2 separate regions of the Homo sapiens genome follow, and region 2 is linked to region 1. The links are chromatin contacts, found by Hi-C or POLR2A ChIA-PET in ENCODE. All regions are on one chromosome and are shown on one strand. Each heading gives the region's core, a stretch centred on a gene start or an enhancer-like site at or near the end of the contact. The rest is flanking DNA. Distances are from core to core; before and after follow the strand shown.

The links. A loop is a pair of places that touch in the nucleus more often than their neighbours do. ChIA-PET counts read pairs that join two places held with the same protein, here RNA polymerase II (POLR2A).
Region 2: a map of PC-9 shows a loop between it and region 1 (21-fold over the local background). The contact joins the enhancer-like site here to the promoter of C1QTNF6 in region 1. A Hi-C loop is called at or near these places in 2 of 168 maps with a recorded cell type or tissue (PC-9 and endothelial cell of hepatic sinusoid). POLR2A ChIA-PET finds 5 or more read pairs at or near these places in 1 of 52 experiments (HepG2).

What each region holds. Positions count from the first base shown.
Region 1 is chr22:37,184,023-37,190,868 of GRCh38, reverse strand. C1QTNF6 (C1q and TNF related 6) reads left to right here and starts at 2,622. Exons shown (of 3, transcript NM_031910.4): 1 at 2,622-2,706; 2 at 5,414-5,651. The coding sequence starts at 2,656. It overlaps IL2RB-AS1 (IL2RB and C1QTNF6 antisense RNA 1), which reads right to left. Exons shown (of 2, transcript NR_199008.1): 2 at 4,047-6,846. RefSeq lists enhancers at 979-1,612, 1,613-2,248, 2,249-2,882, 2,883-3,518.
Region 2 is chr22:37,509,760-37,516,605 of GRCh38, reverse strand. It overlaps CARD10 (caspase recruitment domain family member 10), which reads left to right. Exons shown (of 20, transcript NM_014550.4): 3 at 308-633; 4 at 6,185-6,394. Among named protein-coding and RNA genes, the nearest start is that of CARD10, 6.2 kb to the left of the region's middle. RefSeq lists enhancers at 4,155-4,668, 6,826-6,846. Within about 2 kb of position 3,950, at least 18 of the 41 ENCODE cell types and tissues checked have a DNase peak (open chromatin) inside an H3K27ac peak, as active enhancers do; they include PC-9, where a contact is called at or near this core.

The DNA of each region.
Region 1 (6,846 bases), core at 1,373-3,872:
TCCGGTAAGGATTATAAAACAAAGTTTTGTCCAAAAACAAAATTTGGAATATGTTTTTTTCTCTTTACCTGATTTCTGCAGAATTTGGAAACTATTTGTGAGTGTTCTTAACTTACGGCAATATAGTTATTTGCATAAGTGCAGTAAGAATCTGTTTTTCCTTCTTTCTTCTTTTTTTTTTTTTGTAACAGGACACAATTGGAGAAACTGGTTATTTAACAAGGGTTTGACTCGAGTGGCATGCTTTCAAATATAAACAGACTTCTTTAAGGAATTAAAGTTGACTAATAGAGCCAATAAAAGCCTCTTGGAAAAACTGGTCTTGTACCTTGTGTATGAAGTCCCTGTATAGGGTTCCTGACCTGTGGTAAGTAAAGAATGTAACTTTCTGACAGGCCTGGGAGCCCCGAGTTATCTCGGGACCTCAAGAGGAGAGGAATTTATCTAACTCATACAGGTTCTTGCAGGCATAGGTAAATCCATGGCTGGGCTCAAAGCTTTAAAACATCTAATCTAAGATACCTTATGAAACAAAGCCAATTTTAAAAGGAGCCTGTATGGCAAATAATTATACTTGCTGCACTTTATGCAAATAATGAAGCCAAGTATAATAAGACTAAAGCTTATTTTGCAAATAAATTGGTCCTACCATGATTTGTTTTTAATAAAAAATGGGAGACTGGAGAGAGAAAAACGGTGTTTCAAAAAATATGGTACACCTGTCATAGATTCTAGTCTCATCCATTGTTTTTGAGTTTTTTGTCTGCAATTTAGACTGACCTTGCTTCTTTCTGTGAACCAAACAGTCATCTCTTGACTGCTTCTCGTCAGAAACAAGAGGGATGGATAACATAAAAATCTGGATCAGTATCTAATTCTGAGCATGTATTGGAATCGTCTAGCAACTCCGTATCAGCTCATCTAGCAATTCCTGTGACTAAGAATGCCTAACCTCCTGGGAATGCAGCCCAGTAGGTCTCAGCCTCATTTTACCCGATAAGTCACAGGCATTCTTGCCCAGTTCATGGAAAGCCTTCTTATTTGGATTACTTGGGATAATTTTACTTATTTTACTTTGCTGTTGTAGAATATATTGCTGCTATACTCTTTGTGTAAGAATGCAAGATAAGCTTACTCAGTGCTTCCTTAAATTGAACACATTAATCTTCCAGATATCACCTTTTGTTAGGACTCAGAGTTACAAATGACTCTGAACACACCAACATTTTCTTACTCAGTTCCTCTCTGCACCAAACCCAAGAGACTCTAATAGTTAGGCAGGAATATCATCGCCTCTATTCAGCCTGAAGAAGTTACAGAAGATGGATCTTCATGCCTCTACAACCCTTAAGATTAAACGTTCCCTCGTAAAAGAGAGTAGGGAAATATGTCAGAGGTGTTCAAAATAGGGCAACTCCATCTTGAATAGGGGCTGGGTAAAATGAGGCTAAGACCTGCCAGGCTGCATTCCCAGGAGGTCAGGCATTTGTAGTCACAGGAAGGGATAGGAAGTTGGCAGGACTGGTATCACAAGATACAGGTCATCAAGACCCTGCTGAGAAACAGTATGCGGTAAACAAACCAGCCAAAACCTGCCAAATCTAAGATTGCAATGAAAGTGACATCTGGTCATCCTTATTGCTCATTGTATGTTAATTAAAATGTGTTAGCTTGCTAAAACACACTTCTACCAGCACCAAGACAGCCTACAAATACCATGGCAATGTCCGGAAATTACCCTATATTGTCTAAAAGGGGGAGGAAGCCTCAGTTTCAGGAAATTCCCACCCCTTTCCTGGAAAACTCATGAATAATCCACCCCTGTTTAGCATAGGATCAAGAAATAACTATAAAAATAGCCAACTAGCAGTGCTTGGGGGTGCTCTGCCTATGGAGTAGCCATTCTTTTGTTTCTTTGCTTCTCTAATAAACTTGCTTTCACTTTGCTCTGTGGACTTACCCCAAATTCTTTCTGGTGCAAGATCCAAGAATTCTCTCTTGGGGTCTGATCAGTACCCCTCTCTGGTAACACTTGCATGATACCTGAGGAGGTCAGCCTGGTCATTCACCCAACAAACATGGGTTAAGCCCTCCCATGTGCCTGGCACAAAGGGGGCTGAGGACTGCAGTTCTGGAACACCTAGGCTCTGAGAGGCGACGCGACTGTGGTAGCAGGGCCAGGATTCTAGCCTGTGCCTGGAGGGCCAACACCTGCACCTTCTCTGCTACCCACCCTGCCTCTGTGACTCAGAGCAGTTAAGCACTTTAGCTCAGGGTGGACTCAGGGCTGCCTCCCCCTTCCTGAGCAACCTAGGGGCTCCTGTGCCCCATGCCTGTGTCCATTTCCCAATCATCAGGGGGCCTCAGACTCCTGCCTGCTCTGACTTTCTAGGCCTTTGAATCAAGCAAGACCCCACTGGATCACCAAAGAGTTAAGCAAAGGAAATCCCTGCCTCCCTTTATCTCCGCAGAACCCAGAGGCTGAAAGGGAGGGAGCAGGGAGGAGGGGAAGTGGGAAGCGGCTCTGCCCTCTCCCTCCGCCCTCCCTCCGCCCTCTCTCCCTCCATCCCCTCCTCTCTCCCTCCTCTGCTGGGCCTGGGGGTCTGGGCCAGCAACAAGTTAGTATTGCAGACATGGGCCAAGGAGCCAGAGGCCATGCAGTGGCTCAGGGTCCGTGAGTCGCCTGGGGAGGCCACAGGACACAGGGTGAGTGACCAGAGGCTCCTCAAGCTTGGGGGCTGGGGTCAGAGCCTGGAATTCCTCTCCTCCCTCCTTGCTTCCTGGAAGCATCTCGGGCCCTGCTCTCTCCCTCTGACTGGGACAGCCTCTCCAGGCTCTCCCCTCCACATTTCCTCCTGCCTCTGGCTGAGGGCTGCGCTCCACTGCTCCCGGTTTGTGCCCGCCCCTACCCGGGCACACACAAACTCAGCTCTGCACGGCCTGCCTGGACCGAGAAAAGTTGCCCTGCCGCTCCCTCCCCAAAGAGGTCCCAGTGGAAGCAGCAAGGACCCCAAAAGTCCTCCCTATGACTTGGTTCCCACACTTGGTCCCTGCCTGGCACCCACCCCCAGAGCTAGTTCGTGATCCTGGCTGTGGTTATGATTCCTCGTTAACGGCTTCCTGATTCCTGCTCCCAGGCCACGGTTCTGTGTCTCACAGCCTTTGACTCCCATCCGCTGGGGCCAATAGGAAACAGAAATGCTCCCAAACCATGCCAGTCCTCTGGGAGAAGTTCTCCTTCCCATCCCATGCAGGCACAGGGAAGAAGTCAAAGCACACTTTTTTTTTTTTTTTTAAGTCTTTTATAAGGCAGGCACTTTTCCTGCATTGAAATCCTTCCAAATTACCTGGGAGGGAAAGGGTGGTGTCATTTCCTTGTAAGTATCAAGGAGCAGGAAGCCCAGAGAGGTTCAGCCACTAGCCCTAGGTCACACAGCTTGCAAACTATTCTGGGTCTCAGATTTGACTCTAAGACCTCAGCTTTTCTCATGAGGTCATATCTGTGGCTGGGAAAAAGAAGGGAATTTTGGGATTTCCAAAACCACTGGGATTTGTCATTTATAAGTAAAAGTTGAGGATGACAGTCTCAGACAGGGAGGATGTTGATCTCTGAGGATTTGACCTCCTTATTGAGCAGAACCAGGAACCCAACCAGGGTGGGCAGAGAGAAGCTTGGGAAGAGTCACCTCCAGGAAGAGGGAGGTGGCTCTGGAGACTTCCTGTCCAGCCCCCTTCTCCTGCTGCTACCATCCAGCTCTGGGGGTGGGGGGCAGGGCTCCTGCCGCTTTATTTATTTTTAGTTTTAATTTTTGAAAAATAGAGACAGGGTCTCACTATGTTGCCCAGACTGGTCTCGAACTCCGGGACTCGAGTGATCCTCTCTCCGTGGCCTCCCAAAGTGCTGGGATTGCAGGAGTAAGTCACTGCACCTGGCCATCCTGCCCCTTTAAAACTCTGCCCTCACCTCAGTGCTCAGCTGAGACAGGGTGGCATTTTAAAAAGTAATAATTGTACCTTGTCTACATGTATTAACCACAAAAAAAATATTTTTGAATTCTACTAAATGTTAAAGGAGAACAAAAAGGAAATAAACAAAGAAACGCCAGAAGTGTAAAAACCAGTCTGGTTTCAAAAGCAGAGTTTCTGATCCTGTGATAACTCGGCACCAGCCCCCAGAAGCTGCACCACCTCAAAGGTCTTTTTGCCCGGCTTCCTGCCCACCCAACCCAGGACTGTCTCTAGCGCCTGGTGTCCAGGCTACTTCCTGCCTCTCTCCTGGAGCCCTAGACCCCTTCTTGGCCAAGGCCAGAGACAGATCCTCACCAACACTTACACTTTTCTGATCCTTTAGAATTTTTTATACCTCCTAGTCCTACCCCTTAATTCCAATTTACCACCTTGGCATCTGATTGGCAGGTCTACGATGATTGACACAACCATCTTCCAATGAACTAACTCTCTCTACAGAACCCTCCCTGCAGGGCTTCTGGATAAGGTTGGGTTGCATAGATAGTTGACTGCACAAAGGTGCTGAGCAGGGAGGTGGACTAGCGCCAGCCCTTGCCAAGCTGCACACCCTCAGCATCACGTCCCTCCAACGGGGACTCTTATCATTTCTAATTTGTCCAGAGGGGCACCTTCTTTGCTTTGCACAAAGGCACTCTAAAGACTAGCAATGGGCTGCAGTCAAGGACCCAGTATTCCTTCTCCTGACTGCTCAGCGATGCAATGACACCATCACCGCGCACCACCCCACATGCTCTCATGGACGTTGCTTTCTGTCTGCTAGGATCAATGAACTCTCTTATCTCTTTTTTTTCAGAACTATGGTGTTCTCACACCAAAGCATGGGCTCGGCCACCCATCCCCTCTCCTGAGAACAAGCCTCCAGAACCCTCCACGTTTGTCCCCAGTGTTCACTAACCTCAGTCCTCCTGCCCGGAGGGCATGTGTTTGCTGGAGATAGTGGAGTCGGTGGCAAGAAAGTGCCAGAGGGAGGTGCGCGGGCGGGAAAGCATCTGACGGTCTCCTGGGTTGCCACCCATGGCCAGCTGGGGCATCTTCTCACCTGCCCCAGCAAAGCTTCCTGGGATCCCTGTCTGCTCTCAGCTGTGGCTGTTTTCAGAGGGGCTTCATCCTTCCAAGGCCTGTGTGGAGCAGAAGCCTCCATGGACTGGGTGCCCGGAGACTCAGCATGCAGGCCCTGCCCTGCCAGTCTCCTCCCGATCTTGGGGAACTTGCTGCTCTGTGGAGGTCTCAGTCTTCTTGTCTGATAGATGGGGACAATAACCTTCCCTCTGGAGTTAGGTCAGGAGTGCTGTGGCTGGAGGACGCAGCACCCGCCCACCCCAGGCATCGGCACATAGTAGATGTTGAGTGAAGTATAGTTCCTGTCCCTCCTTCCTTGTTCCAGGTCACCATGGGGACAGCCGCCCTGGGTCCCGTCTGGGCAGCGCTCCTGCTCTTTCTCCTGATGTGTGAGATCCCTATGGTGGAGCTCACCTTTGACAGAGCTGTGGCCAGCGGCTGCCAACGGTGCTGTGACTCTGAGGACCCCCTGGATCCTGCCCATGTATCCTCAGCCTCTTCCTCCGGCCGCCCCCACGCCCTGCCTGAGATCAGACCCTACATTAATATCACCATCCTGAAGGGTGAGTGCCCTCCTGTGGGGCCTGGTAGTGGGCAGGGAGGGCCAGGGAGCTGAGGTGGAGGGAGTAGAGGGCAGGGCGGAAACCTGTCCAGACTCCTCTTTCATCCTGAGTTATTGAGCCCCAATGTGAGCCTGGTCTGTTCCAAACACTGATGACGGAGCGTGAACAAACCAGACCAAGATGCCTCCTGCCTGAGCACCCGTTCTCGGTGGGGAGATGGGCTGTGAGCAAGGCACACATCACCTAAGTTAGTGGAGTGGAATGTTCGATGGTGATCAGTGCTCTGGGAAATGAAAAGGGGCTTCAGGAGTGCGGGTCTGGGCTGCAGGCTGCATATTGAATGAGGTGGTCAGTGGAGGACCCATGGAGCACAGGCTTCTAAGAGGTGGTGGAGGAGCCTCCTGGCAAAGGGCACAGCTGGTGCAGGGGCCCTGGGGCAGGGCCGGGAGATGCACCAGGCTCAGATCACATGGGGTGCTGTCACCACCCGGCTACTGTAGGGACTTGGGCTCCGCTGAGTGGAGTGGGAACAGGGGCAGGTTTGGGTGGGACAGGGACTTGATCCCACCCAGGTTTCAAATGGATCCCTCTAATGTCATGTGGAGAGCAACCAGCGGGGGCCGAGGGTCGGAGCATGCAGCCCTGTGGGGCCTGTCCAGGTGAGGGCCATCCAGGTGAGGGCTGTCCAGGTGAGGGCTGTCCAGGTGAGGGCCCGTCCAGGTGAAAGGCATCCAGGTGAGGGCCGTCCAGGTGCGGGCTGGCTACCCGCTCTCTCAATAGGACGTGGAAGGACTCGCTTCCCTTCCAGGCTGTGGTGGCTGACGGCTGTGACCAGGCCTTGACATCCTTAGCGTCCGTCTCTGCCCACAACAGCCCGTGAGGTCGATATTTTCTTATTCCTCCCACTTTGCAGATGGGGAAACCCAGTCTCCTGGGGCCACACAGCTGTCAGGGATGGAGCCAGGATTTGTTCCTGAGCTCTCCCCGGGGACACTCACTGCACAGCCAGTGGTCACCTGGCACCTGGCCTGCCCTTGTTCTGATTTCGTGGTGAGGACGTTGCTCTTCCTCACACCCCCCTCCCCACCCAGCTTCCCCAGGGCTGACTTAGCTCTCTGCATGAGGTTGGAGAGGTGCCTGGCTGCTGATGGTCCCTCCTCATTGCCCTCCCCAAACCCAGGGTCACTGCTCCTGG
Region 2 (6,846 bases), core at 2,701-5,200, 320 kb before region 1:
GCTCTTTATATATTACGGCTCTGAGTTCTTGTTATATTTTCTCCCACTCTGTTGCTTATTAACTTTGTTACATCTTTCATTTTTCAAAGGTTTAAACATTTTTATATGGATTTGTCCATCTTTTTTCTCTTATAACTCCTGGATTTTGTGTGTTGTTTAGGAAGACCTCCCCTGCTCCCAATTCTACAAATATATTCCAGAATTTCCCTCTAGTGTTTTTATGGTTTGAGTTTTTTGACACAGTATGTTATCTCCTGGATTTTACTTGCCTGAGCTGCCTATTCTGTCCCCTGTTCTGTCCTGGCAGATGAGGAGGGGCCTGAGGGCCTGACCCAATTCTTGATGACAGAGGTGCGACGGCTGCGGGAAGCTCGCAAGAGCCAGCTGCAGCGGGAGCAGCAACTGCAGGCCCGGGGCCGGGTGCTCGAGGAGGAGCGGGCAGGGCTGGAGCAGCGGCTGCGGGACCAGCAGCAGGCTCAGGAGCGCTGTCAACGGCTGCGGGAGGACTGGGAGGCGGGCAGCCTGGAGCTGCTGCGGCTCAAGGATGAGAACTACATGATCGCCATGCGCCTGGCACAGCTCAGTGAGGAGAAGAACTCGGCTGTACTTCGCAGCCGTGACCTGCAGCTGGCGGTAGGCCCTGGGGAGATGGGTCGGGGAGGCAAGGGAAGGGGCAGCTTTTGCAATGTAGTAGCCAGCCAGCCTGTGTCCCAGAGCCACCATTGCTGGCTCTTTGACGTGGATAAGTCCTTTTAGTGCTCGGTGTACCTACTTCATTGGGTTATGACTGTGGTTCTCAATGGGGGGTGATTCTGACCCCCTAGAAACATCTGGCCATGTCTAGGAAATATTTCTGGTTGTCACAATTAGTGGGGATTTATTGGCATCTGGTGTGTAGAGGCCAGGGATGCTGTCAAACGCCCTGCAGGGCACAGGACAGTCCCCAGCAAAGAATTACCTAGCCTAAAACATCGGTAGGGCCGGGGCCAAGAAACACTGGGTTATGAGGATTTGATAAGTTGTTTTTTTTTTTTTTTTTTTTGAGATGGAGTCTCACCCTTGTTGCCCAGGCTGGAGTGCAGTGGTGTGATCTCGGCTCCTTGCAGCCTCTGCCTCCCGGGTTCCAGCGATTCTCCTGCCTCAGCTTCCCGGGTAGCTGGGATTACAGGCTCGTGCCACCACACCCAGCTAATTTTTGTATTTTTAGTAGAGATGGGGTTTCACCATGTTGACCCGGCTGGTCTCGAACTCCTGACCTCAGGTGATCTGCCCGCCTCGGCCTCCCAAAGTGCTGGGATTACAGGCGTGAGCCACCGTACCTGGCCCGGTGAGTTTAAGACACAGTTTCAAACATGTACAGTCCCTAGCACACTGCTCACAACTTGTGTCATCAGTAGCCATTGTTGATATTATTATCAAGAGACACATAGGTTAAACATCATGTCTTCTAATCCTCACCAAAGCACCATACGCCAAGCCCTCATTTGCAAATACAGACTCTGAGACTCAGATTAGTGAAAGGACTTGCTCAAGGTCACAGAGCCAGGAAGCGGCACAGCCTGGATTTGAACCGGGTCCGGCTGGCTCCAGTGCCAGCCCCCTTCCCACGCTGCTGTTCCGCCTACTCCCTGTGTGGGGAAGTCTCACCTGACTCCCTCCAGCAGCAAGTGAGGCTGTGCCTCCTACTGCATCTCACTTTCTTGGTTTCTGACTGGGACTCAGCAGGGGGATAATACCAGTATTTGACTGCCACAGGGCGTTGTTCCAAGGATTTAATGAGCTGATCCACGTCAAGGGCTTAGCAGTGCAGGCCGCACGGCACGCAGGAGGCTCTCTCCAGCCATGTTGCTCGAGGCTGCACAGTGGGTTCTGACCGTGGAGTTTGAAGCCTCCCTACCCCAGGAGCCTTGGGCCGTGGCTACAGCATTGCAGGTGGCTGTGAGGCTGTAGATGTGGGTGCACTGGTGTGCCAGTCCTCGGTTTGTGCACGCCAGGTGGGTCGATATCTTGGGGAGGTGAGCCCTGATGGGGGTGTTGAGGCCACCAGTTGAAGGGTCCAGGCTGCTGGTCCTGCTTGAGGATGTAGGTGGCTGGTTTGAGGTTGTGAGATGACCTTGAGGCTATCGTTCGAGGGCCTGGTTGGTGTGTGGCAGGAGACGGAGGCTTTCTGAGGAGTGATGGGCAGGGACAGGGACATGTCCCAGGCCTGCTCTACTGTGAAAAACCATGTGGCATGGGGAAGGCTTTCCTTTCTGTGCCTCAGTTTCCTCATCCTCATCACAGATAAGGATGATGTAACAATTATAAAACGGCCTTGTGCTTTATAGATACCATCCTCAGTGCTTGCCATGCACAGACCCCTTTAATTTTCCAGCCACCCTACGCTGGGGTGGACAACACTATCTTCCCCATTTCTAGAGGAGGAAACTGAGGCACAGAGAAGTTGGTTAGAGCACTTTCCCAATGTCCTGGGATTGAAGGAATTTTTTTTTTTTTTTTTTTGAGATGGAGTCTTGCTTTGTTACCCAGGCTTGAGTGCAGTGGTGAGATCTTTGCTCACTGCAACCTCTGCCTCCCACGTTCAAGCGATTCTCCTGCCTCAGCCTCCTGAGTAGCTGGGATTACAGGTGTGTGCCACCATGCCTGGCTAATTTTTTTTTTGTATTTTTAGTAGAGATGGGGTTTCACCATGTTAGCCAGGCTGGTGTCAAACTCCTGACCTCAGGCGATCTGCCCGCCTCAGCCTCCCAAAGTGCTGGATTACAGGCATGAGCCACTGTGTTCAGCCGGATTGAAGGATTTCTGAGTTGGCTCTCAGCACTGCTGAGGGGCGGTGGCTGGCAGGTAGGAGTGCTCCCCTTTCTTTACCCAGAGGGCTTCCCCTTTTTTCTGAAACAGACATGGGGCTTGCTGTAGGGTTTTCTCAGAAGAAATAATTTACTGCTTAGAGAGGACGGCGTGAGGGCTGCAGGCTGGGGGTACTGGGAGGGGCTGCAGCCCTCACGGCTTGTCCCACCTTTGGGTTGGGTGTGATGCGATTGGGAGATGTCCTGCGTGTGTGGCCATCTGGGGGCTGCTGGGACAGGGGAGGGGGATGGAAAAGAGATGGTCGGAGGTGCCTCTGTAGTCTGCAGGTCATCTGCCTCTACGCAGAGTGGCTGCTTTTTCCTATTTTAGGGACCTAAGAAGTGAAATTGGCCAGGCGCAGTGGCTCATGCCTGTAATCCCAGCACTTTGGGAGGCTGAGGCGGGTGGATCATGAGGTCAGAAGATTGAGACCATCCCGGCTAACGTGGTGAAACCCCGTCTGTACTAAAAATACAAAAAATTAGCCGGGCGTGGTGGCATGCACCTGTGGTCTCAGGGACTCGGGAGGCTGAGGCAGGAGAATTGCTTGAACCCGGGAGGTGGAGGTTGCAGTGAGTCAAGATTGAGCCACTGCACTCCAGCTTGGGCGACACAGCGAGACTCTGTCTCAAAAAACAACAACAAAAAAAGAAGTGAAATTAAACTTAGCTACTATAAATTTACCTTAATTTATAATTTATGTTTGGAGCTTTTCTGCTCCAAAATTAACAAAGGTGTTGCAGATGGATCTGAACAGAGCACCTGATCGTGCCTGGCTTGGCGGCTTGCATCCCCACCTCCCATAGGCAGGTGTGTGGCGGCTGGGATTTAATACCCTGTTTTATAAGGTGCAAATTTAATGAGCTGTTATTTCTAAGCAACATAAACTGAAGGAACGAACGCTATAATTTTGTGCTCAGTGAGTTTGTACGCCGGGATTAAATGCATCCGTATTTCCTGTTGCTCGTCGGAGACTCCCAGGTGTCCTGTCCTCTGAGCTCATCAGGGAAGCCGGCTGGCCAGGGGTCAGGCAGGAGGCCCTGGTGTGTGGCTGCGGTTTGCTGAGAGGGTGTGACCACAGTTGTCCTTGTAACGAGCTGTCTTTCTCTGGCTGTTCACAAAGCATGTTTTGTGAGTGGAAAGGAATGCGGGAGTCATGAATTTCTTTCTGAGTCTCTTGCGGAGGAGGAGGAGTGGACTGTTAATTTGTAGAATTGCCTGACCCAGCCTCCAGACCCGTGTGTGTGTGTGTGTGTGTGTGTGTGTGTGTGTGTGTGTGTGTGTGTGTGTGTGGAGGGGGGGCTGCCATTCTAACCTCTCAAGGCTGGGGAACTAGCAAGTCACTTTCCAAGAGAGGCCAGGGGACTCCTAGGGCACCAAATATTGCATGCCTGACTGTAGCACCAGAAGTCATTGTGACCTTTTCCCAACAATGACTTCATTTTATGGCCTGCCACCTGCTGCCACTCTTGTCACTGTCTGGCCACCTCAGACCCCACATGCGTCACGCTTGGCTGAGTGCACTCATAGTCCAGCAAACTGGCCATGCACGTCTGCTCCCAGCTTGGTGGTCACACCACAGCTGCCCACCCCCCATACCAGGCCAACTTCTGGCTGCACACTCCGAACTGGTGATTGGTTAGGGGCATGGGATTTTGTTTGAAGCTGTGAAGACAGCCACGGTCACACTGTGGCAGCTCTGTAGCCCTTCATAGTTTAGAGGCCTCTGCCCACTTGCTGTCTTGTTTGATTCTTGCAACACCTTTGGGAGGCAAATGATGGGGCCAGGGGATTGACTGGGCCCATTTTACTGATGAGGAAACTGAGGCCCAGAGGAGGTAAGTGACTTGCTCAGGATGACAGAGCCTAGAAGTAGCAAAATTGAAACCTGAACCCTGGAACTGGAGCTCTTGAGGGAGATGAACCAACAGCCAAATCTTCTGGAGTGGAGGCTTTGTTAGGAATTCCTTTCAGGGTGGACCAGACCAAGTCTGAGTCTCTGAGAGTGTGTTGAGGTGAGATGTTGGCTTGTTGCGGGGAGCATCTGGTTCCCGGACTGGATGAGTCCCTCAACTCTCAAAACCATTGCCCTCTCCTCTCCCCTCACACCCCCCCCGTACAGATGAGATGATTGAGGCACAGAGAGGGGCCATGACTTGCCCAGGGTCACACTGAGCTAGAGACGGAGCTGGGGTCTGACCCTGTTTTTTTTTTTTTTCTCCTTCTTTCTTTCTTCTTTCTTCCTTCTTCCTTCTTTCCTCCTCCCACTCTGCCCTCCTCCCGCCTCCTCCTTCTCCTTCTCCTCCTCCTCCTTCTCCTTCTACCTCTTCCCCCTCCCTCCTCCTCCCCTCCTCCTCCTCACCCCCTTCTCCTTCTTCTTCTTTTTTTTTTTTTTTTTTTTGAGACAGGGTCTCGCTCTGTTGCCCAGGCTGGAGTGCAGTGGCACGATTATGGTTCACTGCAGCCTCAACCTCCCAAAGCTCAAGTGATTCTCCCGCTTCAGCCTCCTGAGTAGCTGGGATAATAGGCGCGCACCACCACACCCAACTAATGTTTTAAATTTTTTTTGTCGAGACGAGGTCTCACTGTGTTAACTAGGCTAGTCTCCATCTGCCCGCCTCGGCCTTCTAAAGTGTTAGGCCTGGTTTCCCTTATTCTTTTTTTTTTTTTTTTTTTTGAGACAGAGTCTTGCTCTGCTGCCCAGGCTGGAGTGTAGCGGCGCAATCTTGGCTCACTGTAACCTCCATCTCCTGGGTTCAAATGATTCTCGTGCCTCAATCTCCCTAGTAGCTGGGACTACAGGCATGTGCCACCACGCCCAGCTCATTTTTGTATTTTTAGTAGAGACGGGGTTTCACCATGTTGGTCAGGCTGGTCTCAAACTCCTGACCTCAGGTGATCCACTGAGGGCCCGCCTCAGCCTCCCAAAGTGCTGGGATTACAGGCGTGAGCCACTGTGCCTGGCCCCACTTCTTCTTGATGCGGCCCTCCTCCTTTTCTGCCATGAGAATACTGGGCTAAATTGACGGGAGTCAGTGTCAGAAGTGCGGGACAGACAGCGTGTCGTGATGCAGCATGTCCGCCCACAAGTTCTTAGAGTGGATTCCCCTGGGAGGGTGTCCTTGGCCTTGCTACCCACTGCTCCTTCCTCAGCCCTGTTTGTTTTATATCTGTCCAGCCTGTCCTGTTTTCATAGACAAGCCTGGGGAGGACTCCTGCTTCGGCTTCTCTGGGAATCTGGGAGGCACCCAGGAGTGAGGGAGCAGGTCTTCCCACCCCTGTAACCCGTGGCTCCCAGTGTGTCTCCCTCTGGGCTGACCCATGTCTTGGGCTCCAGGTGGATCAGCTCAAGCTCAAAGTGAGTCGGCTGGAGGAAGAGTGTGCACTGCTTCGAAGGGCCAGGGGCCCGCCCCCTGGGGCAGAGGAGAAGGAGAAGGAGAAGGAGAAGGAGAAGGAGCCAGACAATGTGGACCTTGTCTCTGAGCTGCGTGCTGAGAACCAGCGGCTGACGGCGTCACTGCGGGAGTTGCAGGAGGGCCTGCAGCAGGTACCAGGGCCAGGGCTTGTGGGCACAGGCTGGGGGGTGGTCAGGAGGGCCTGCAGCAGGTACTGGGGCTTGTGGGCACAGGCTGCGGGGTGGGGGATCAGGAAGGCCTGCAGCAGGTAGCAGGGCCAGGGCTTCTGGGCACAGGCTGGGTAGCGGGGCTCAGGAGGGCCTGCAGCAGGTACCAGGGCTGGGGCCCATGGGCACGGGGGTGGGGGGTGGTCAGGAGGGCCTGCGGTAGGTACCAGGGCTGGGGCTTGTGGGCACAGGCTGGCAGGAGGTCAGGAGGGCCTGCAGCAGGTACCAGGGCTGGGGCCCATGGGCACGGGGGTGGGGGGTGGTCAGGAGGGCCTGCGGTAGGTACCAGGGCTGGGGCTTGTGGGCACAGGCTGGCAGGAGGTCAGGAGGGCCTGCAGCAGGTACCAGGGCTGGGGCCCATGGGCATGGGGGTCGGG